Linked DNA regions of Homo sapiens: region 2 is linked to region 1. The links are chromatin loops, found by intact Hi-C in ENCODE. Cell type or tissue: ascending aorta. All regions are shown on one strand. Each heading gives the region's core, and the rest is flanking DNA. Links, peaks and the distances in the headings are about the cores only.

Region 1 (11,998 bases), core at 1,712-9,711:
GGGAAATGACTTGATGGGATGACAGAATGCGGAGCTGGGAGAGGGAGGGTTGAATTGTCCTCACAGGGATCTCTGCTGGCTTGTGGGCCAACATTCTCCTCTTGCTGTTGCCGTTCATTGGCTCTTACTATGTTTTCAGATGGTGGCCCCCAACTCAGCCTCTTTCTCTTTCTTGTGTTGGTCCAAGATCACCCTTTGTTTTCTCTCCTAGGATGCGTGTGCTACAGAGCAAGAAGTAATCCCCTTTTGCTCAAAGCTTAGCAGAATTCCATTTAGGATTCCTAAATTTCTACCCCACATGTGTGACTGCTTGAAAGTGTAGGACTCTCACACTTATGTTGGCAATGTGCTTTCCCTCATCTGCACACATAGAGAACTACATCTTGATGAGTGCTTGAAGGGAGCTGTAATGAACCAGAGAGGCCAGCCAAGAGGAGTGAAAAATCTGAACAATGAAGTTCTTGAATCTAAAACCATCAGAAATCTCAGCCTTCTGGGGGTTCTGGAAGCTTCAGCTCATGTTGGGGCATGGGCCAATGAGCAGTTCTCTTTACCTAAATTACCTTAATTAGGAGCTTTAACCATCAGGGATTCAGGAATTAGGCAGAAATGGTCCAAATTGAAGGGAATGAGTTCAGGCAATAAAATTTCCAGACCCACTTCTGGAAATCTTGGTCATGTGGTTATGAAGGAAGACAGCAGGAAGGGAACCAGTCCTCACTGAAGGCTACGGTATGCCCAGCAAGTGTGGTCTGGGAGCCTGGCATGCACATTAGCAATTGGGTTGGGCATCTGAACTCCCCAGTGTCAACTGGGTTGTGCAGATAAGGAAGCTGAGGCACTGGTGCAAGGTCACACAGTCAGAGAGGGGAGACCAGAGGCAAACCCAGGTCTAAGGGGCTCTGAGCCTGGATTTCCACAGCGCCTGGGGCAGGCAACAGCCACAGCAGGGGTGACTGGTTCATGGGGCCTGGCACAGCCAGAAGCAGGAAAGCTGTGAAGAGCAGATGTAGAAATTCAAAACCAGAGCCCCCCTCATGGGCCCATGCTGGGGAAAACAGTGGCAAGCAGCCCTGTTAGGCCCTGAGTGCATCGTGCCCTACAGCAGGTGGTGGGCATCCCTACATCAGGTGGTGGGCATCCCTACAGCAGGTGGTGGGCATCCCTACAGCAGGTGGTGGGCATCCCTACAGCAGGTGGTGGGCATCCCTATACCAGGTGGTGGGCATCCCTACAGCAGGTGTTGGGCATCACCCCATTCCCAAGTCACAATGGTCGAATTAGGCATTACAGGAACAATTCCTTTTGCTTCTTCTCCACTTCCATAATTCATAGCGATGGCCTAATTTCAGTTTCAACACACAAGCCACACTTCATATCTCACGTTAAACTCTTGTATGAATGTTGCAGAATATTTGCAGTAACGCTAATGTCCTCCCCACAGTGAAAGCTGTTACAAGATCTCTCGCTCGAGCTGCTACCGCCTGCACCTCTCAGGTTGGTCTGATGTCAGCACAGGGCTTGGCTGAAACCACCCCAGAGCCAGCAGCAGGAATCCAGCAGTATCACCGCCCCTAGGCCTCCCCCTCACTCATGGCCAGATTCAAAGCCCATTACCAACTAGTAATATACCTAGAGCCAATTCCTAACCCGTGAATCCTCACCTTCACCTTCCCATTCCCCATACTCACCTCAGTCTTGCCCTTCTGTGAACTACAGTTTTCCAAGCTTGCCTCCACCTGAACTCCAAACCCAATTAATTTCCAGCCCTATCTTCCATGGCTTTCTGACCCCACAAATCCAAATGAGTCCACCTATTCCTGGGAGCACGTGTGCCTTCAGTTCTGGGTGGAAATGCAATGTCAGGCTGTGTTTTGTGCCTTCTCATTTTCTCCTACAGTTATCCAAGGTTAACCCTCAAGACAGGCTCAAATCCTACCTGCTCAGGTTGCTGGGCTAGGTCACTGGTTTTGAAGCAGGGTTTGTAAACATATTTCAGGTTCTGAAAATACTTGGTTAGAATTTTCAGGTATTTAAAATTATTTAAAAACTGTCATAACAACTAAACACATACTTGGGAAACGGAATGACAGGCTCAGGTCTATCTCCCCAGGGCATACTGTGAGAGCCAGAAGGCATCTGTGGCGGTGTTTAAAGAAATCCGCATCTCCTGCCAACTTAGTGCAGACTGTGCTGAAAATCAGAGCCAGGATTTGATTGTAAGGGTGCCAAGAGGAAGGTTTCCAGATGAAATGTAGGCTTTCCAGTTAAATTTGAATTTCAGATAAACACGGAATAACTTTTAGTATAAGTATGTTCTAAATATTGCATGGGGCATACTTGCTTACACTAAAATATTATTTGTTGCTTATCTCAAATTCAAATTTAACTAAGCGTTTTGTATTGACATCCTGCAAATCTATACCAGAAATACAAAGGGAACACCCTGAATATGTTTTCTGTGCTTAAGTCAGGGCACTGATAGGGTGGTAGAATCATGTAACCTGGGAGGAGGACATTTGGATAGATGAGTCTAAGCTTGAACACCTAGATTCCCAAGAACCCTCTTGGGAATAGCCCTTTCCCTTTTCCCAAGGATGCTGATACCTGGATACTGTGCAGAGTCTTCACCTGAGATGGTTGACTTCCAATGTGATGCTTGTCCTTCTCAAGATCTGTCTCCATCTCTTCTTATTTCCTCTACACAAATAACTAGGGCCAGGTCCCAGTATAGCCCAAGTGGGAAAATAAAGTTTCTTTTCTAGGAATAAACAGCATCTAGTGAACATAACTGCAAGTCTTGGCTAATATATGTCACCAAGCGACAGAGAGAAATGTGTCTGAATAAGCCACGGAGATATTGAATTCAGTTTGTTGATTTGGAGGAACTTGTCTATGTCTTAGAATTTGACTTCTTGGCAAGGATACTTGGAAATCATTCAAATACACTGCTGAGATGGCACTGCGAAGCTTGGGCATGATGTAAATGAGGTGTAGATGTTATGCTTGCCTTGGCAGAGTATTGAGTAGGAACTTAGAAGGCTTAGGGAGGTAGAAATGTGAGAATGGATTTATTATGTAAGATCAAAGACTCTATCATTTGACTGTGTTTCCTGGGAGGGCCCAGAGGACACTTTCTTCACCAAAGCAATAAGAAATATACCAGTGTGGGGAGTGTCTGCATCTTTTGGCAACTCAATACTGGCTGTTCTCTGAAGCTGGTATTAACAGTAGGAAGTTACTCCATGGAACTACACTCTGTAGTGTCATGGGGGTTGCTGGGATTCTGAAATAGAAGAGTTCAGATAGAGATCCTCAACTATCAGAGGTAGGGTGGACAGAATTTCTGTAATGGTAAAAAATCCAGAAAAGCAACCAAACATAAGTGTCTATGGGATGGCTAGTAGACTATGGTATTCCTTGGGGCTCAAGAAATTAGCAGACAATTAGGGTACTGGTTGATTGTGCACACAGATAATTCAAGGACTGGTGAACGGAAGGCTGATATCAGATGCTGCAATGAAAAATCACAATCCCTCATTCAGTTTCCATATCTAAACCAGTTTTTATAGACCTAGACCCCATCGACTAAAGGAGAAGCAAGGTCCCTTCGAGGAAGGACTTTACAGTGTCACTACAATATATACCATAAATATTATACATTGTTTTCCCCAAAGGGCCCATGGTTATTTACCAGGATAACTGTACATAGGGGAAAGGGAAACAGTCATACTTTGGAGGGTGATTGGATACAGATTCTGAGCTGACATTAGTCAGGGGAGCCATCACGCTGTCATCAGAAAAGATCTGAAACAGCTTTTACGTGGGAAGGACAACAGTACACCTTCTCTCTATTGTCTGTCCCAGGGCTATATCAAATCTCTGATTACTGTCACAATATAATCCTCAGGAACCTTAAGCACATTGGTGCAACATATGGTGATATTTTCCAGATTAGAACTGGTGAAAAGGAGAGTAGAAAGATGCTGAATACTCTGGTAAGACATATGTGCATTGGGAGGCCAATCTTATGATGTTCCAGGGATATAAAACTTAGGCTAGGTTCTTAGGGGACTAAAGATGTAGAGTCTGCTGGGACATACCTTCAAAAGTATAGGGCAAATTATTCTCTTTGCAGGCGCTATGACAAGGACAGAGACATAGCACTAGGTGGAACTTTGGATGTTGGAGGCAGCACATGGCTCACTTGGGAATACTGCTGCAATCCATTTGGGAAGTGATTTGGAAGGCTGGCAGGTTTGAGTGACGCTTAGAGCGTGAGAAAATTCTGTAGCAGGTCCAGGTATTAATGCAAGCTTCTCTAGTTGTTCAGGGAACTGGAAGAGAATAAGGTTGAAAGACTGGAGACAGAGAGGTATGTGCAGGGATCTTGGGAATAGGCGCCATATGTGAATCTTCTATCTCATGTCAATGCTTACCAGAGGCCACCTAGTACAAAAAGGACACTGAATGAATGGGTATACTGGGTCATTTACCCTATGGAGTCAGACTGTGTCCTTGGTCACCTCAATGTTCATGCCAGGGGACCAGGAGGGAGGCCATATGGTCCGACTACGTGGGCTCTATCTCACCAAGCCTGATCTAGCTACTTCTGTTGCTGGATATCTGACTGATGCTGAGCTCTTTACATGGCACCATCCCCTGAGAAGACCAAACAATCCCTTGGAGCTGGCGTAGATTTGGGGTATTTAGTGGGAGTTCGTGAGAGGTAGGTTGGAATGTGCTATTGAAAAGGGTTTAGGATTTTGGTTCTGAAACAAAATGAGTAGACTCACTTTTCCCTACTCCTCCCTTCTAAAAACTAAATACCATGGAAATTCTTTAACAGACAATGATAAAAGGACTCTGAAAGTTGGGTAGAAGAAGGTAGACTGGCCAGAGACCTCAGGACTGGAGGAAAGATAATATGGTGGGTTCCTTAGACTTTTCTTTTTATCTCCCATGTAGCCTAGACTGGGTGTCAGAGATGTCTGCAACCAGTATCTACAACAGGAGATATTCTTTAATGTTTTGTAATAATCTTTTATTATGTTTGAACATAATAACCAAATGACCAGAATATAATACAAACCCACTTGTCATACCAAGAACCAGAAAAAAACCACCCGAGTGAGAAAAGACAATAAATAGATGTTGATACTTTGATGCATCAGATGGTAGAATTATCTGGTAAGAATTTTAAAGCAGTTATTATAAATACGCTTCATAAATTAACATCAGTGCTTCAAAACCAATGCCATAAAAATGCCTCAACAATCAATGTCAAGTCATTGATTTACAGAACATTAATACTTAGAATCAGGAGACTGGGATGTCACACCCACTAGCTGTGTGACCTTGGGCAAGATTTCCAGCGTTACTGGGCACTGATTTCTCTGTCTCCAGAGTGGAGGTTAGGTAGACCATGCAACAGCACACTGGCAGGTCCCGTTAGTTGTCTACTCAATAACCATGTCCCTCGTATGCTAACAGAACCCTAACTCCAGGTAGAGGAGCAAGGACTTCAACTAAAAATAGGCATTTTCCAGCCTCCCTTGCAGTGAAGATAACCTGCATGGACACTTCTGGACAATCGAAGTGCAAGAGGTTCCTGTCCCTTCCAGAATAAACAGGAAACCCTTACTAGGAGAAAGCCCTTTACCTCCTGTCCTTTCTCCCTTCTTCCTGCCTGGATCTTGAATCTGAGATCTGCAGCTACAGCAAGTATCTGGCAACCAGGAGGAGACCAGCAATAGGATGGTGAGGATTGGGGATGGAAAGAAAGCCCAGTGTCCTGACGCATCGCTGAGCTGTGCTCCCAGGCTGACAGGCGACTTCTGAACTCCTTGTTATGGGAGAAAAACACACCTGCACATCTAGGCAACTGTCGGTTGCGTTTCCTGAGCTTGCAGCTGAATGCATTCCTAACTGATTGAATGAGGAAGATGAGGAGGAGGGTGCCAGCTACAATCCTTTCAATGCCAGGTGCTGTTCAAGCGAGTTTACGGGTTCAACCACATTTAATCCTCACAGCTACTAAATGAGGCAGATGCCAGTACGGTCCCCACTTCAGAGAGGACTGAAGGGAGGCATGGGTCCTTGTCTGAGAGGCAGGCGCAGTGAGTCAGGGGTGGAGTAGGAGTGTGTCCACAGCACTTCCGAGTGCCGGCGTATTCACAAATGGCTCATAGGTTCTGTTGTTGTGGTTACCTTAGAGGATTTGTGTGCACGCGCGTGTTTGTGTGTCAACACCTCTAGGATGGTGCTCATGGCATGGGAATTCCTTTCCTCGCTTCCTGCATCCTTCCCCTGGGTCTACTACCTTTTGCCAGGGACTGGGGACATAGGAAAGGATAAAGATCGAGGGCATCCTCCAAGGCTGATCCCGACATCCCCGGGACTGACGTACGGCCTCCAGACCGATGTCAGTATCCTCTCTGCCAAGAAAAGGGGTCCCCGGGCAGGCAGCGCGGACCCCCTCGGGGCCCCGCCGGCTTCGGGCTGTTTCCCGCCGTGACTCCTCCGCTCCGGGAGGGGGCGACAGAGGCCGACGGCTGCAGCCGGGCGCGCCGCCAAAGCTCCTGCTTGTAGGGCGGGCCGGGGTCCGGGGTCTCGGGGTCCTGGGAGGCGGGGCGGTCGGTCCGCTGGGGGCGGTGAAACCGAGCTCGGCTCCTGCCCGGCGTGGCCTCCGTTTCCCAGGCTTCTGAGCTCAGGGCCCCGGCTGGGCTTCGGGAGGGTCCTCCCCGCGCCGCCCCGGCCCTTCCGTCCGCCCCCCGCGGCCCGGCCCCGCCTCGGAGCCATTCTGGGCGCGGCCTGGGCGGCCCTGGGGTGATTACTGCCCCGGCCGCAGTTCCGCGCGCCCCCGCGTCTGCCGTCCCCGGACCCCGAGACCCGAGATGTGCGCCCCCGGCCCTCCAGCCCTTCCCGGGGACCCCGGGGCCTCGGAGCCCCGCGCCCACGCATTGTTTCCTTGGAAATGGAGCCCCCCAGCCCCACGTCATGTTGCCGGGAGCCCCTCGTTACAGCAAGCGGCTGCCGGGAATCAGTGGCCACTAGGACCTTTACCCCGAACGCTACGCAGCCGTGGGGCCGCTCTCCTCCCCGCCCTTTTGTGGGATTCAAAGTCAAACCACACTAAGCCATAAATAAGTGGTTGTGGGAATCCAGCGCTGGGCCCCTCCATCCAACAGACTTTATCCACAAATTACTTGAATGCCTTTTTGTGTGTTTAGTATCAAATTAAAAAAATTCTCCACTCTTAATGCCCCTGCCTGGCGTATCGGCGGCCCAAGCCTCTGCGTGGTCAGCCCCTGGGGAATGACTTTGCAGGGGGGCCTGCATCGCATTGCACCATTGGGCTTTCTGCTCCCTGAGTTCTGCTAGGGGAGTCCCTGGGGTCGGGGAGCCGGAAGTGCTGGGATTTCCCACCATCCTCAAATACAAGGTCAAGATCCCTGGACCGTTGCCCATCCAAGCCCCAGGAACTCCAGGCCTGCAGAGGCCTCCAGGGACCCACCCACAGCCGCCTGGGGCTCTCCAGCCAGGGTTGCGCCCCATCCCCAACCCCAACCCTAACCTTAGCAAGCACTACTGCTTGGGAAGGCCAAGCTCCCAGTTCGTCCCTTTCTGGCCTGAGCTACCCCTGGAAGCCTGGCCCCTGCCCCGCTCTGGGGCCAAGCTGAAGGGGCATCATTTTTGGCCACAGTTGCAGGGCAGAGGCTGGGGTCAGCCAGTGGGTGGACCAGGTGGGCCGGGAGTGCCAGGGGAAGCTGCCAGGCTTTGTTTCTAGCTGAGAGTAGGGGGGTGGATGAGCTGGATCTGGGCCTGCCGTTTCCAAGGAAACAGTGGGAAACTGGGTGTCTCTGTCTGTGGCTTCCTCATGTCATGGGGTGTGTGGTTTCTGGAGCCGCCTGACAGCCTGACCAACTTGGGGCCACTGTGGCTGTGGGAACATATATCCTGAGTTCCAAGCCATTTAGTGAGGAAGCTGCAGAGAGGTTGGGAGGCGCTTCTTCTCACCAACCGTTCTCACCCAGCACCTCCTACCCGAGGGCACCTCCTACCCTAGGGCTTCCCTGGTGCTGCTGCCTTACCTGGGTCTAAGGTCTGAGGTCTAGACGCTCAGCCGTCAGCCCCGGTGGCCTGGGTTTTGCCCCATCTGGTCTGCCTGGTGCCCTGCCTCCACCAACGGGACCCTGAAGCGAGGGCATTGGGCTGTGAGACTTGGTAGTTGAAGGGCTCCAGCCTGGGAGCTAAGCCTAAACTCTCTCCTCCTGGCTTCCAGTGGTTCCCCTGCATGTCCTCCTCCTGCCAGCCAGGGTCTGGGCAGGAGAGAGGTGGCAGAGTTGCTGCCGCGGGGACATCTGACAAAGGTGTGGGCAGAGTTAGGAAACAGTAAGGCAGGTGACGTCCCCGGGGAGGGGCCGCAGTAAGAGCTGTTGCCGCCTCGGGCCGGAGAGAGGCACATGAGGGCTCGGTGTCTGGAATGTGGAGTGTGGAGCCTTGAGAGAGGTGCCCCCAGAGCTGTGGGGTCCGGGCAGCTGCAGCCACTGCAGGCGGGGAGGGAGATGGGGTCAATGCCAGGCTTCTCTCTTCCTGCTCCCCAGGCTCCTGCTGGGCCCCTCTTGGCTGAGCCCATTGGGAAGCTGGTGCCAAAGGGGCAGTTGGTGCAGGCCCTAGTGGCTGGTGTTCGGGATAGAGCAGGGTGGCAAAGGCGGGCAAGGCATCGGGAGGGGCAGACAAGTGTCCTGCTGGGGGCTGCCACCACACTGCCCGGGTGGGTTTCTGAGTGTGCAGGAGCCCTCTCTGGCCCGGGCTGCTGGGCTTTTGGGGCATCGTAAGTGCATCTTAAGGAGCAGCAGCCGGTGGTGTGAGGCTCTACCGCACCCCAGGCCATCTGACCACCTGGGCCACGTGGGCTTCTGGGCTGGCCATCTGGGAGGCAAAGGGAGTCTGGGAAGCCTCCAAGGAGGAAGAAGTGCTTGATCCCTTTGCCTTCCACACCGAGGGTGCCCAGCCCGGTGGTGTTCCCAGTGGTAGGCCCCGCGCCCAGGACCACGTCTGCATGTGGTTGCCTCAGCAAATGCTGTTGTGTAAGCGATGGCCTGGACCTCCCTGCTAGTTCTAAGAGAAAGGCCCATCTTCAGGTGTGGGGGAGGGGACCTGGGGCTCCTCAGGGGATGGGGTGCAGCACCCAAGGCCCTGCGAGTTGGGGGCCCTGCCCTGGCCCCAGGTGAAGCCCAGCCTCTGTCCCAGGCCCAGACAACAATCTCCTGCCCCTTCTGCACACTGAGCCAAAACCACATGATGCTAATACGGCTCCCTGATATTGAGCCCTTCCACGGTGTGCAGCCCTGCACCCCACGACAACCCTGGGGGACAGGCACTGTTATTAACATCCCCATCTGATAGAAAAAAAGACTGCAAGGGAGGCTGAATGTGAGTTAAGTGGCTTTACAAAGGTCATTGGACAATGACGGTGGAGCCGTGGCTCCTGCTCAGGCCTCTCTGAGAGCAGACGTTGGCCTCTGTGCCTCTCTGCTTCTCCTAGAAGGCCACCAGGCAACTGGGGTCCCTGCAGTGGCCCTGGGGAAGAAATGGCTGAGTCCCAATTTGATGATGCGCCAGACCCTTGGGCAGAGCCACCCTGGCTGCTTCATGCACCAGGACAAGTTCCTCTCAAATACCCTTCCCTTCGAGACCCTCTTCTAACCACCACCATAGACCTGCCCCAGGCCCCTGTACCTCTGCCTAAAATGCGCCTCTAAGCAGTCCTAACAGTCTGCTGTTCAGGTGTGTCTGTGTCTGGAATGGGCCCCTGAACAGTCCCATGCTTACAATGAACCCCTGAATAGTGCCGTCCCTGGAATGCACCCATAAACAGTCCTGTTCCTGGAACGCACCCCTGAGCAGTCCTGTGCCTGGAACTCACCCCTGACAGTCCCATGCCTGTAATGAACTCCTGAACAGTGCTGTGCCTGTAATATACCCATAAACAGTCCCATGTCTGTAATGCACCCATAAATAGTCCTGTGCTTCTCTTCTCTCCTCTCTGGCCAAACGTCCACCTCACCCTGGGGACATCCCTGCAGCCCTAGCTCTGCTGTGTGGAGCTCTCAGTGCCGGGTCTCCCTCTCATCCCTCGGGTGGCTCCTTTGGCCTTGGAGTATAACAGACCATCCTCAGGAGCTGGCTTCAGGGCAATGGTGACAGGTCTGACCCCGCATTCAGTGCTTTCTCAGGGGGCTCATTCAGGAAGGGAGAGAAAAAGCATCGTCCCAAAGGGCCAATGTTTCAGGAGCCGATGACCCTGCAGGCCTCTGTGGCTCCAGCTGCTTCACTGGGCTCCTGGGAGCTGCTTCCTTCTGAGCCTGGGGACGTTCACCCAGGAGGCCTTAAAAGGCAGGTCTCCCCAAGCCAGCTAGGGTGGGGACTGCTTGTGCTACCGGCTTGGTCCCTCGGCCCTCTGATTCCCTCTACTGGCCAGAGCAGGTTACTGGGGCCGACCCTGCAAGCTGAGGGACCCAGAATCACAAACACACACACTCAAGACAAGAGCCATCCAGGGCCAGGCCTGCACACCAGCTTTGCAGCAGGGGGACTGTCCCTGTTTTGAACGTGTCCATCTACCCGGCTCTGCTCTGGAGCCCTCCCTGTTTCTATCTCGATCAGCTTGAGTGACTGGCGGGTGGTCGCATCTGACTTCCCATAGTGTCTGAGATGCGCATAATCACAGATTTCTTCTGAACAGACCTACGTGGCATAATTTAATGCTCTAATGTTTACGTCGTTTTGCTAAATGGCTTGCCATGGATTTGGGTATATGGTTTCAAGCCAATGGTCTTTGGAAGCTTGTAACGTCTATGCTTGATTTCTCAGGAAAAATGATTTCAGACGTCTGGATGCTGGAGTCAGCAATGGTTCTGCCAAAACATCTGAGTGTAAAATCCGGATGGAAGTTTGCTGGTCTGGGGAGCCCTCCGCCTGCATGGGCTTCCCAAGTCAGGTGGCATTAGCCCACCAGGTGCACCCATGCTCAGTGCAGAGCCCTGATAGGGCAGCCTGGTGCGTGAGCTCTGTCCTGGGGGAGGCTCAGCTGTAGGCACTCACCTTGCACTCACTCTCAGACACAGTTGGAAGCAAAGATCTGACATTGTTTAGAAACTGAACGGTAGCTTACCCGCTAAGAGGAGTTCATTCTAGGAAACCTAGAGAAGATGATAAAATCCCATAGCTACATGTCTTCTTTAAGGTACCATCTTGAGTGAAGCATTTTTAGTGTTATGAGTGTGTTGTTTAATTTGTCTCTTTTCCTTTGGTCCTCTGAATGTTGATCAAAGTGGAAGATTCTCTCCTTCTGGCCTTTCTAGGGATTTCCATCATTGTCTCAGTTGTATTGCTAAGGAGACTTATTGCTAGTGTGACCTTTCTTCCTCTCCTCTTTCCCTCCTTCCTTTCTCCTCTCTTCTCCTCTCTTCCCCATTTTTATGACAAGAATCAAACAGCATTCAAGTCATTGCCCCTTCCTCAACTATCCGGATAGCCAAAGCTGCAGCTGCAGTCAGCTGAGTGGGGTTACTTCCCATGAGAGCCTGCATTGCCAGGGGAACAGCTGGTAGCAAGGGTGCAGCCTCTTGCAGTGAAGGCAGTATGGACACCAGTGCAGATGCAGGCAAAGGTCACCCAGGTGGAAGTCAAGGGCCACCTGTGCCTGTGACTTGTGGCCCATTCTTCTTCCATCTGAACCAAGGTTGTATCAGCGTCATCAAGCCAGTTACTCCTGGGCTGGAGCTCTCTCTGTCCTGCTAGGAAGCAGGGAGGTGAGGTCCAACCGGGTTGAAGAAACTGGGATTTTATTCACCTATGCCCTGTCTGTCATTGACTGAGGCTGAGTGAGCTCCTGCAGTCAGAAAAGATGCCTGAGACAGAGTCTGGGTGTTACCACTCAATAGCCTGGGTCACCTGTAGGACGTGTAGGAGAAATGCAGTGCTGACAGCA
Region 2 (11,998 bases), core at 2,836-10,835, 110 kb after region 1:
TCTGATGTCCTGTGTGAGTTACCAGGCTGTCCTCCTCCCAGTTTCAGGTGAAAAGGACGTGGTGTTTCTGCTTGATGGCTCTGAGGGCGTCAGGAGCGGCTTCCCTCTGTTGAAAGAGTTTGTCCAGAGAGTGGTGGAAAGCCTGGATGTGGGCCAGGACCGGGTCCGCGTGGCCGTGGTGCAGTACAGCGACCGGACCAGGCCCGAGTTCTACCTGAATTCATACATGAACAAGCAGGACGTCGTCAACGCTGTCCGCCAGCTGACCCTGCTGGGAGGGCCGACCCCCAACACCGGGGCCGCCCTGGAGTTTGTCCTGAGGAACATCCTGGTCAGCTCTGCGGGAAGCAGGATAACAGAAGGTGTGCCCCAGCTGCTGATCGTCCTCACGGCCGACAGGTCTGGGGATGATGTGCGGAACCCCTCCGTGGTCGTGAAGAGGGGTGGGGCTGTGCCCATTGGCATTGGCATCGGGAACGCTGACATCACAGAGATGCAGACCATCTCCTTCATCCCGGACTTTGCCGTGGCCATTCCCACCTTTCGCCAGCTGGGGACCGTCCAACAGGTCATCTCTGAGAGGGTGACCCAGCTCACCCGCGAGGAGCTGAGCAGGCTGCAGCCGGTGTTGCAGCCTCTACCGAGCCCAGGTACGCAGGGAACTCTTTGCATCCTCACTCAGTGTCATTGTCTGGGGCTACTTGTCTGGACTGTGGGCCACAAGGTGTTCTCAATTTTGCTTTTCCTGCCATGTGAAGTGAAAACTAAAATTACAGGAAAATTTAGGAACCCACATGCCCTTTTTGGCCTCGATGGGCAGAAATGGCAGAGGTTCAAGGGGGGAGATGCTAAGATTCATGTTTTGGGGCAAATTAAATTCTCCAAAAGGGACATATGTGCAGCTTGGAATTCAGGACTCCTTAACTTTGCATGAAAGCTTCTGTCTAGATATCCAAAGGGAGGGGCCGTCTAACTGATAACGCCTGTTGCGTATCAGTCCTGCGACCCCTGGTAGGTTTGGTCAGCAGCCTTCTGTGAGGCAGGAAGGAGTCTGACCAGGGACACTCTGCAAGCTGGGACATAGACTCTGAAATATTGGTATCTCCAGAGCCAAGGTGTGAAGATAATTTTGACTTTGCTTGGTGCTGAGAAGTGTCTTAACTGGCAGGAAGGCCACCTGGCTCTTATGACCATAGTTTATTCTATTTTCTTTTTCCTGTTCCCTCTTTCTAGGCCTGGTACAATAAACTAAAAAATGGTGGGAGCCCTGGTGCTGAGAAGGAAGGAGGAAAGATATATCTACCTCTCAATAAATGTCCTCCAAGGGCCACTCTCCCGGGTCACTCGGGTGGGGGGGGTTCACAGTGGCGAAGGAGGCAGATGCGGCCTTGCTCCCTCATATGCACTCACTTGCCTGCTCTTCCAAGAGGAGAGAAAAGAAGGAAAGTTGGGGAGGAGCGGAGGAAGGAGTAAAAGCAAGTGAAAGGAAATCACTGCAGGATACAGTGGGTGATGAGGGAGGTGAGGATGATTATTTGGGTGCAACTGAGAGGGGCTTGGTTTCTCCTCGCTGGTGCCTGGGGAAGAGAGCAGTGTGGCCCACCAGGTTTCTGTGGGATGTTCCTGAGCATTTATGATCAGGTAAATTTGGGCAACAGTGGGATAAACAAAGTGAAAGAGGCTTTCTTTCTTCCTAACTAAGGCGCTTTGTGTGTCTCCAACACAAGAAAGGAAATGCAACATTTCCAAAATGTATCTGCCTGCAGGAGGCCTCTGTGATGCTGTGTCTTGGCCCCAGATTGCCGAGGATGGACTTTGGGAATATTGTCACAGTGCGGGTGCAGCTTCTGTTGTCAGGAACGTACATTTCCACAACGCTGTGGCTCTTTGCCCACTCACTCTCCTGCGCTCCAGAACAGCCTCCCTCTTTCCCCCTTCTCCCCATTCGGAGGCTTCTCTCACACCTCTCCTGACCCACCTGACTCTCAGCTGGTAATCTTGAGTCCTATTTCTCCAAGAAAATGCAAGTAAACCCAAAGAGAGCTGTCCCCGGCCACGTCATCCCGTGGTTCCTTGGGTGGCCTGTCTCCGCTTCCTCAGCTCCCTTTCCTCTCACCTGCTCAGTGGCACCATCTGCAGTTCCCTTTCTTGCTCTTGTGTCACCCTTTCTCCACTGTGCTGGATGGTTCCATCCATGATAAAATGCATTGCTTCTTCTCTCTTAAACACCCTCTCTGATGCGCCACTTCCCCTGCCAGCAGCACCTGTCTCCTAAAGACTTATCTATACTCTAAAGTTCCTTTCCTCCCATCCTCTCTGAGCCCACCCTACTTTGTCATTCACCCTTGCTCCTCCCCCAAGTGCTCCAGTTGAGGTCACTCCATCTGACAAGGTCCCTGTCTCTGGCGAAGCCCAGTGGCTGACCCTCGGGTCCCTGAGCAGCACCTGATGCAGTGCAGGTCACGTCCTTCCCAAGTACCATCCTCGCTGGTGCTGATGAGGCTCTTCTGATTCTGCCTCCGTCGGGTTTTTCATCCTTTGCTCCCCTTCTCTTTGATGTGTAAACACTGAAATGCCCAGGACTCCCACTTCTTGGACTTTTAACAGTGGTGATTGGTGTTAGGATCCCCTGCCTGTGAATCCATGACAAACTGGGCGGTGGCTCATGAACGCTAAGAATTTGGTGACGATGAAGGTGAAGCCATGCTCACATTTGTTTCGCAGGTGTTGGTGGCAAGAGGGACGTGGTCTTTCTCATCGATGGGTCCCAAAGTGCCGGGCCTGAGTTCCAGTACGTTCGCACCCTCATAGAGAGGCTGGTTGACTACCTGGACGTGGGCTTTGACACCACCCGGGTGGCTGTCATCCAGTTCAGCGATGACCCCAAGGTGGAGTTCCTGCTGAACGCCCATTCCAGCAAGGATGAAGTGCAGAACGCGGTGCAGCGGCTGAGGCCCAAGGGAGGGCGGCAGATCAACGTGGGCAATGCCCTGGAGTACGTGTCCAGGAACATCTTCAAGAGGCCCCTGGGGAGCCGCATTGAAGAGGGCGTCCCGCAGTTCCTGGTCCTCATCTCGTCTGGAAAGTCTGACGATGAGGTGGACGACCCGGCGGTGGAGCTCAAGCAGTTTGGCGTGGCCCCTTTCACGATCGCCAGGAACGCAGACCAGGAGGAGCTGGTGAAGATCTCGCTGAGCCCCGAATATGTGTTCTCGGTGAGCACCTTCCGGGAGCTGCCCAGCCTGGAGCAGAAACTGCTGACGCCCATCACGACCCTGACCTCAGAGCAGATCCAGAAGCTCTTAGCCAGCACTCGCTATCCACCTCCAGGTGAGATGGGGGCGTCGGAGGTTCTCCTTGGAGCATTTTCCATATGAAAAATAACAGGCTCAAAGGCCATGGTACTCATAATAAATTAAATTAAAATAAAGGTTGTATGCCCTTACCTTTATGGTTTTTATTTTGAGACAGGGTCTGGCTCTGTCGTCCAGGCTGGAGTGCAGTGGCATGATCATAACTCATTTTAACCTCTGCCTTCTGGGATCCAGCCAACCTCCCACTTCAGCCTCCTCAGTAGCTAGGACTACAGGTTCATACCACCACGCCCGGCTAATTTTTTGTATTTTTTGTGGAGACGGGGTTTCACCATGTTGGCCAGGCTGGTCTCAAGCCCCTGAGCTCAAGTGATCCACCTGCTGCGGCCTCCCAAAGTGCTGGGATTACAGGCCTGAGACACCGCGCCCAGCACCTTTATGTTCTTCATGCCCACCAGCCAGACCCCACCAGGACACACCTGCGACTGAACAAGTTGGGTCTATTGCTCATGGCATCCAGGGAGAATGCATACCGTGGCAAAGCATGAGGGCATCTCCATAGGAGGGTGGCCGGAAGGACTGGGGGGACTTGAGCTAGTGGCAGGTCATTTTGTGGAAGGCTTAAAGAAATGGAACTGTGGCCTGGATTGGATGTTGTCAAGACGTGGAGGTGATTCTGTAGCTGTATCTTAAGTCTTACCTAGAAGCAGGATGGCCTTGGTATAGATTGGTAGAGAAGAGCAGTCACTCTTATTAACCAGGACAGGGAGTGTTTTTGTCCTTTTTGTGGTTTGCACCATGTTTTTCTTTTTGTCTGTGTTCAGATAGGGTTACAATGTGGTCTCATTTTCATCTTGCCCCATTGTGATCACAGAGTAGCCTTGTCTGTTGTGGGGGTCCTGTGAGATCATGTGTGCTCAACAGGAGAACCCCAAGGCCATGTGTGCTGGACCAGCTCCCCAATGCGGGGGCTGATTCTCTCTTTCTTAAACAGCTCCATCACAAGAGCTGCTCAGCTTCCACTATGCTGCATTTACACCGTAAATTGCCCAATTGTGTATGAGGCAAAGGGCAGGTTGAAATGTGTGGAGTAGCAACATACAAGTTTAATAAAATAGCATCTGAGGAGTACCTAAAATTCTAACTAATAGGAAAATGTGGCTCATCTTTCTCAGGATCTTTTGATTAATTTTATTGTTAAAAATGCACTAGGCTGGGCGTGGTGGCTCACGCCTGTAATCCCAGCACTTTGGGAGGCCGAGGTGGGCTGATCATGAGGCCAGGAGTTCGAGACCAGCCTGGTCAATATGGTGAAACCCCATCTCTACTCAAAATACAAAAATTAGCTGGGTGTGGTGGCACACACCTGTAGTCCCAGCTACTCGGGAGGCTGAGGCAGATGAATCACTTGAACCTGGGAGGCAGAGGTTGCAGTGAGCCGAGATTGCGCCACTGCACTCCAGCCTGGGCGACAGAGCAAGACTCCATCTAAAAAAAAAAAAAAAAATTAAACCAGTTATTTAATAGAATTAAATATTTTTAAAAATGCGCTAATGTAAAGAAAATGAGTCAGGGTGGGTGGGGGAAGCTGGGCATGGCGGCTCATGCCTATAATTCTAGCACTTTGGGAGGCTGAGGCAGGAGGATCACTTGGGCCCAGGAGTTCAAGACCAGCCTGGGCAACACAGTGAGACCCTCATCCAAAAAATTAAAAAAAAAAATTTTAATGAAATTTAAAAAATAAAGGCACAGGCATGGTGGTTCATGTCTGTAGTTCCAGCTACTTGGAGGATAAGGAGGGAGGATTGCTTGAGCCTGGGAGGTCAAGGCTGCAGTGAGCTGTGACTGTGCAACTGCACTCCAGCCTGGGAGATAGAAAGAGACCATGTCTCAGAAAAAAAAAAAAGAAAGAAAAGGAAATAGAGGAATAATAGTGAAAAATAAAAACTTCATATAAATGCTAGAGATGTGTGAGCAAAAAGGAAATACGAGGGCACAAATGCCTGGGGAGCATTAATGTGACCCCTTGGATATGGCACTGTGTTATACGTACCCTGCCCCCATGGGCTGAGATTGCGCAGCATGCTGGGATGGTGTTGGGCTCCTCAGGGGTCTCACTTGCTAAGTGATGGCCTTGGACAAGGCGAGAACCTTTGGCCTCAGCTGTTTCTCTTCTTGTACAACAAAGATATAGATCCCAGTGGCCTTGGTCTCTTCTGGTAGCAACAGTTCATGATTCTGTAGATTACGGTAGCCCAAGATTGATTTCTAAATGCTCCTTACATTTTAGAAATCAGTAGTAACCCAGACCACAATGCCAAAATTTAAATAGAGTAAATTCAGAAAGACACGTTTTGGATAACTTCAAATATTTCAAGGAGCAGAAATTGTTTTGGTGTAAAAGGTCCAATTTTTAACGGCTAATTTCAAAAAGCCCGAGATACAAACAACACAGGCATCTTGGGATATAATCTTAAGGTTGATTAGGATTATGGTGCAAGGTGCACACCAAACCTGGGTGAGGGCTACTTACACACTGAATGTTTCCCTTTTTCTTCTTTGATCTGCAGCAGTTGAGAGTGATGCTGCAGACATTGTCTTTCTGATCGACAGCTCTGAGGGAGTTAGGCCAGATGGCTTTGCACATATTCGAGATTTTGTTAGCAGGATTGTTCGAAGACTCAACATCGGCCCCAGTAAAGTGAGAGTTGGGGTCGTGCAGTTCAGCAATGATGTCTTCCCAGAATTCTATCTGAAAACCTACAGATCCCAGGCCCCGGTGCTGGACGCCATACGGCGCCTGAGGCTCAGAGGGGGGTCCCCACTGAACACTGGCAAGGCTCTCGAATTTGTGGCAAGAAACCTCTTTGTTAAGTCTGCGGGGAGTCGCATAGAAGACGGGGTGCCCCAACACCTGGTCCTGGTCCTGGGTGGAAAATCCCAGGACGATGTGTCCAGGTTCGCCCAGGTGATCCGTTCCTCGGGCATTGTGAGTTTAGGGGTAGGAGACCGGAACATCGACAGAACAGAGCTGCAGACCATCACCAATGACCCCAGACTGGTCTTCACAGTGCGAGAGTTCAGAGAGCTTCCCAACATAGAAGAAAGAATCATGAACTCGTTTGGACCCTCCGCAGCCACTCCTGCACCTCCAGGGGTGGACACCCCTCCTCCTTCACGGCCAGGTATGCACCGTGTGACCCATGACTACAGAGTGTGACATCAACATTTTTTTTTTAGTTAAAAAAGTAATCAGTAGTCATTTTTAATAATTTTCTTCTCTCTGGGTTGTTTCTTCAGATAATATTAGAAATTAAATACTGGAAAAGTAGTTCCATTGAAATTGCAGAAGGAAGCATATTATTGATCTTCCATCACTCCTGAGACTAATCATAGCCCCATTGAAAGGTTCTGCAGTGTTGCACTGAGATAATTACAAACTCATTGGCTCTCAGAATAGGATGGCATCTTTGAAATCAGCCAGTCCATGCCCCACTGAATGTGACTTTGAAGTTGGCCCATGCCTACTGGCCAGATGCCCAATATAGTCCAGGTCCCCTCATTCCTTGGCCTGGTGGGACCATCAGGGAGCACCTTCCTGGAAGACTTGCAGTCGTCCACCTCAGCTTCTACCCCGTGCTCCTGGTTCTCGTCTTTGGGGCTGCAAAAGCAAAGTGGATCTCTCCACCAGCCCATATTTTTCTTTGTCCCTCCTCCAAGTAATCGCCATGTAGACATCTGAAGCAAACCATTAGGGTTGGTTCTTCAAAGGGGAGCAGTATGCCTGTTTCCCTAGCTCACTGCTCCCTACCAGGCTGCCTGTGGCACATCTCACATCCCTCACACTGTCTCTCATCCTTTCTCCTCTCTATTCCAGTCTCAGTTGCTTAATTATAATCAAGAAATTACCCTCCACACCACTGATATTCAGCCAGCTCCTACAAAGCTCTCAGACCATCATCCAAAGGTTAAGGGGCCTCTTCCTATTTTCCAATCTGTTTCTCCTAGTCCTTCCTTGCTTTGCACCTCACACACATCTCTTCACTTCCAGGAACTATTTAAAATTCTTGACCACAAAGGAAACTTCTAGTGGCATTTCCTAAAACACTTGAGATCACAAATGTCAAAGCCAGGTCCCTATTGAATTCTTGTCACAATGCCATTTTGCACGGGATAACTGAAGTTCTCTGTCACTGAGTTTTCACAGAGTGTGACATCAAATAATTTTTCTCCTTTCCTTTTTGTTTAGAGGATTTATCATTCATCTTCTTGTATTTAGCATGTTTGGGAGCTGCAAATTCAGGAACTACAGGCTAAAGAGGCATGGATTTGAGTGAAGGTTTCACTGTGAATAAATTATTAGGAATGTCTTATTTCAGTTATTTAATTTTACCTTTTGTGTATTTATGTTCTGGGTCTGGAAACCTAATCTCTCCTTATTTTCACTTTAATCACTTCTAGAGAAGAAGAAAGCAGACATTGTGTTCCTGTTGGATGGTTCCATCAACTTCAGGAGGGACAGTTTCCAGGAAGTGCTTCGTTTTGTGTCTGAAATAGTGGACACAGTTTATGAAGATGGCGACTCCATCCAAGTGGGGCTTGTCCAGTACAACTCTGACCCCACTGACGAATTCTTCCTGAAGGACTTCTCTACCAAGAGGCAGATTATTGACGCCATCAACAAAGTGGTCTACAAAGGGGGAAGACACGCCAACACTAAGGTGGGCCTTGAGCACCTGCGGGTAAACCACTTTGTGCCTGAGGCAGGCAGCCGCCTGGACCAGCGGGTCCCTCAGATTGCCTTTGTGATCACGGGAGGAAAGTCGGTGGAAGATGCACAGGATGTGAGCCTGGCCCTCACCCAGAGGGGGGTCAAAGTGTTTGCTGTTGGAGTGAGGAATATCGACTCGGAGGAGGTTGGAAAGATAGCGTCCAACAGCGCCACAGCGTTCCGCGTGGGCAACGTCCAGGAGCTGTCCGAACTGAGCGAGCAAGTTTTGGAAACTTTGCATGATGCGATGCATGAAACCCTTTGCCCTGGTGTAACTGATGCTGCCAAAGGTAACTCCCATTATGTGCATATTTTCCATCCTTTCCTGTTGACATTTGTGCCTCTTTAGCTGTCTGGTCCCTGGTGCTGACCTCTGGAGTCCTTAGGCATTTGGTTGCTTCATACATTTACTTATACCCACTGGGACTGGTCCTGACACCCACCTCACCACTACCTAGGGCGTTCTTCCAAGACAAGAGTAGAAGTCTATCATATTTTGCTTTTATAAGATTTACTTTTCTCCCCTATTCCTTAATCCCTCAAACAATTCAGATTTATTGATTCCTGTGTCTAATTATAGATTTATTAGATCAAGTATTTGAGATCAGAATATTTGATTTTCAAGTGCTTTTAATTTAAAGCACAAACTTGGGGTGCATCTAAACACCAGTGGTGTATCATCACACCAAAGTTAATTAACACCACCAACAAAGCTGACTTTTTAAAATAGCTTACTATTTGGCACCTAACAGCTACCCTCATTTCTCTCTGTGAGAGGGGTGGATAGAATTGCTTCTCAAAGCTCACACACACAGGATCTCATTTTGCACTTGAGTGCGATGCCCTGGTCCTCTGCCTGGGTTGTCCCTACTGCTGGTATAAGTAGAGTTCGTCTCCTCAGCCCCAGCTGAGAACTCATCACCTGCATTTCTCCTTTCCAGCTTGTAATCTGGATGTGATTCTGGGGTTTGATGGTTCTAGAGACCAGAATGTTTTTGTGGCCCAGAAGGGCTTCGAGTCCAAGGTGGACGCCATCTTGAACAGAATCAGCCAGATGCACAGGGTCAGCTGCAGCGGTGGCCGCTCGCCCACCGTGCGTGTGTCAGTGGTGGCCAACACGCCCTCGGGCCCGGTGGAGGCCTTTGACTTTGACGAGTACCAGCCAGAGATGCTCGAGAAGTTCCGGAACATGCGCAGCCAGCACCCCTACGTCCTCACGGAGGACACCCTGAAGGTCTACCTGAACAAGTTCAGACAGTCCTCGCCGGACAGCGTGAAGGTCTGTGGGGCCAGTTGGTTCAGGTGCTCCCTGGGAAATTTCCAAATTTTTACTGGAAAGGAGGAAGCCCTTCCCCCAAGTTAAATCCTCTTCATGTTTCACTGGATTGTTAGTGTCTATATGGAAAATCCCTTAGTTATTAACTGATCTAATGTCATGTACTGTCTTCCTCATTTTGGTAGTCTTACGTAAGCTCTAAAAGAATCCTGGAAATCAGTAGTTTAACTTGAATGAGTTGAATTTGTGATTGATTTATGTTTAATTATAGTCCAGTCAGGTACGTTCTCCACTTTCATTTCTCTGTGTGTATGTGTGCATGCATGCATGTGTGTATATACATGCATATATATTGTGTAGACACACACACCATGTGAGTTTGCTAGGGATCATCATGAAGTACTACAGCCTGGCGGGCTTTTGGAACAGACATTTATTTTCTCACAGTCTTGGAGGCTTGACATCCTCGAGGTGTCGGCAGGGCTGTTTCTCCTGAGTCTTCTCTGCTTGGCTTGTAGGCAGGGGTCTTCTCCCTGTGTCTCCACATGGCTTTCTCTCTGTGCATGTCTGTGTCCAAATCTCCTCTTCTAAAAGGACATCAGTCATACTAGATTAAGGTTCACTCTAAAGATCTCATTAACCTTAATTACCTCTTTAAAGACCCTATCTCCAAATACAGTCCCATTCTTACGGTACTGGGGTTTAGGACTTAACATACAAATTTTGAGGGGACACAATTTAGCCCATAACACATGCACACATGCACACACGCACACACACCCACAGACATGCACCCACACACATGCACGCACATGCACCCATACACATGCACACACATACGCACCCACACACATGTACACCCACACACCCACACATGCACACACACGTGCACACACATGCACACACAATGCACCCATACACACACATATGTACCCACACACATGCACACACATGCACGCACACATGCATGCACACATATGCATATGATTCGCAGAAACTACATCTTAGAAATATGAGAATGAGATAAAAATTGTTTTTATTGTCATTGCTGCTTGTCTTTTTTAAAATAAATTAAGCACTCAAATATACTCCTCCATTTTAAGTGCAATATCAAAGTCTTGTGAACATGGGTAATCATTCCTCAACTTGGGCCCTCAGTTTCCTTAAGTGTAAAATGAAGGGCTTGAGACAGCGAGTCTCTCAGTTTTCTATCAGCAGTCTGCAACACTCCTTTTTAGTTTTCCTGGGATTTGACAGCTCTCTTATCTGCAGGTGGTCATTCATTTTACTGATGGAGCAGACGGAGATCTGGCTGATTTACACAGAGCATCTGAGAACCTCCGCCAAGAAGGTAGGTGCCAAGGCTTTCTAAATATGAGAAGTAAACCCTGGTGAGGCGGGGTGTACTGCTCTGCTGGAGAGAAACCTCTCTGCTAATGCAGCGCCCCAAGGGAGCAGCGTTGTCTTGGGAGACTCTTCCTCCCAGCGTTGTGGCCCTTCATCACCTGCTTGGAGCTGTGGGATGGAGCTAACAAAAATTCCTTCTGTACTTAGACAGCTTTACTGTTGTGTTGTGGCTGTTCAGGTGGTAGAATGTTCAGAAAGCATGATGCTTTTGCAAAAGATCATGACGTATTGATTCATTTAACTTCATCACATAAACTAGGAATTAGTTACTAATAAAAATACATTGCTCTATTTTTGGTTTGCAGTTATCACAGTTCAACATTTAATAACACTACACCCAAATAATACAAAGAAAATAATGTAAGCAATGACGTACCAAACATAAGGTGACAGCCATGCCTATTATCAGATGTGATCTTTGACTATTCACTTGCTTTGGCGTTTGGTAGCACTGACTATCAGAAAGTGGATGCCATTACAGAAGTGTAATTTATCCTAAGAACTTTCTATTTATTAGCTTACTTTTCCCAAGCAATGGAGATGAGGCTGCTATTATCTGATTTTGGAGGTGTTAGTATTTCAATACTTCCCACAGCATACTCGTGTTACAGAGGGCCTGAGTTTGAGAACTCATGCATGAATACACTTCATGGATGCCACTTCCTATATTTTTAGTAATAGGTTTAGTTATTGACATACCGGAAACAATTATTCAGCAGAGTCCAAAGTTTGAGTATTTCAACAATTCAGAGTAGCCAGTAAACTTGATTAAATATATTTAAGTTAAAAGCTAAATTTTACACTGAAGTTTTCTTTAAAAATGTAGTCAGGAAAAAAGGACATTGCATTTTCCACATGCCTAGGTGAGCTGTATTAAATGTGTCTTTCTTTGCAGGAGTCCGTGCCTTGATCCTGGTGGGCCTTGAACGAGTGGTCAACTTGGAGCGGCTAATGCATCTGGAGTTTGGGCGAGGGTTTATGTATGACAGGCCCCTGAGGCTTAACTTGCTGGACTTGGATTATGAACTAGCGGAGCAGCTTGTGAGTTTTTTTTATGTCTTTATACACAGACCAGTGTAGATACCACACCTTTTGGCATTTCAAGAGAATGAAGTTAATTATCAGCAGGTGAATGGAGGTGGGGGGGGGGCCTTGGTAGATAGTTAAATTTATTTAATTCACTTGGGAACTGCCTTGTTGCCATAACACATGTGAATCTGGAAATGGAGA

What was found. Hi-C counts contacts between places; a loop is a spot of excess contacts. Peaks named below come from ENCODE experiments on the same cell type or tissue, not always from the same donor. Only the 100,000 strongest peaks of a DNase experiment are listed, where the experiment ranks them.
Region 2: a loop joins it to region 1, with 2.9 times the contacts of the local background. A loop is called at or near these places in 1 of 110 quality-filtered maps.

The regions. Positions count from the first base shown.
Region 1 is chr2:237,470,128-237,482,125 of GRCh38, reverse strand. No RefSeq gene overlaps it. Among named protein-coding and RNA genes, the nearest start is that of MLPH, 11 kb to the left of the region's middle. RefSeq lists silencers at 6,430-6,509, 6,530-6,939. In ascending aorta, for the core only: a CTCF peak has its summit at 6,524 (motif pointing right); DNase peaks (open chromatin) are centred at 6,565, 7,015, 7,395, 7,859 and 1 weaker place; H3K4me3 peaks cover 1,495 bases; H3K27ac peaks cover 1,159 bases.
Region 2 is chr2:237,363,064-237,375,061 of GRCh38, reverse strand. COL6A3 (collagen type VI alpha 3 chain) reads left to right here. Exons shown (of 44, transcript NM_004369.4): 8 at 42-650; 9 at 2,725-3,330; 10 at 5,885-6,499; 11 at 7,776-8,375; 12 at 9,027-9,364; 13 at 10,634-10,712; 14 at 11,664-11,809. Among named protein-coding and RNA genes, the nearest start is that of COL6A3, 45 kb to the left of the region's middle. RefSeq lists an enhancer at 7,719-8,218. In ascending aorta, for the core only: no CTCF peak of the experiment used is centred there; no DNase peak of the experiment used is centred there.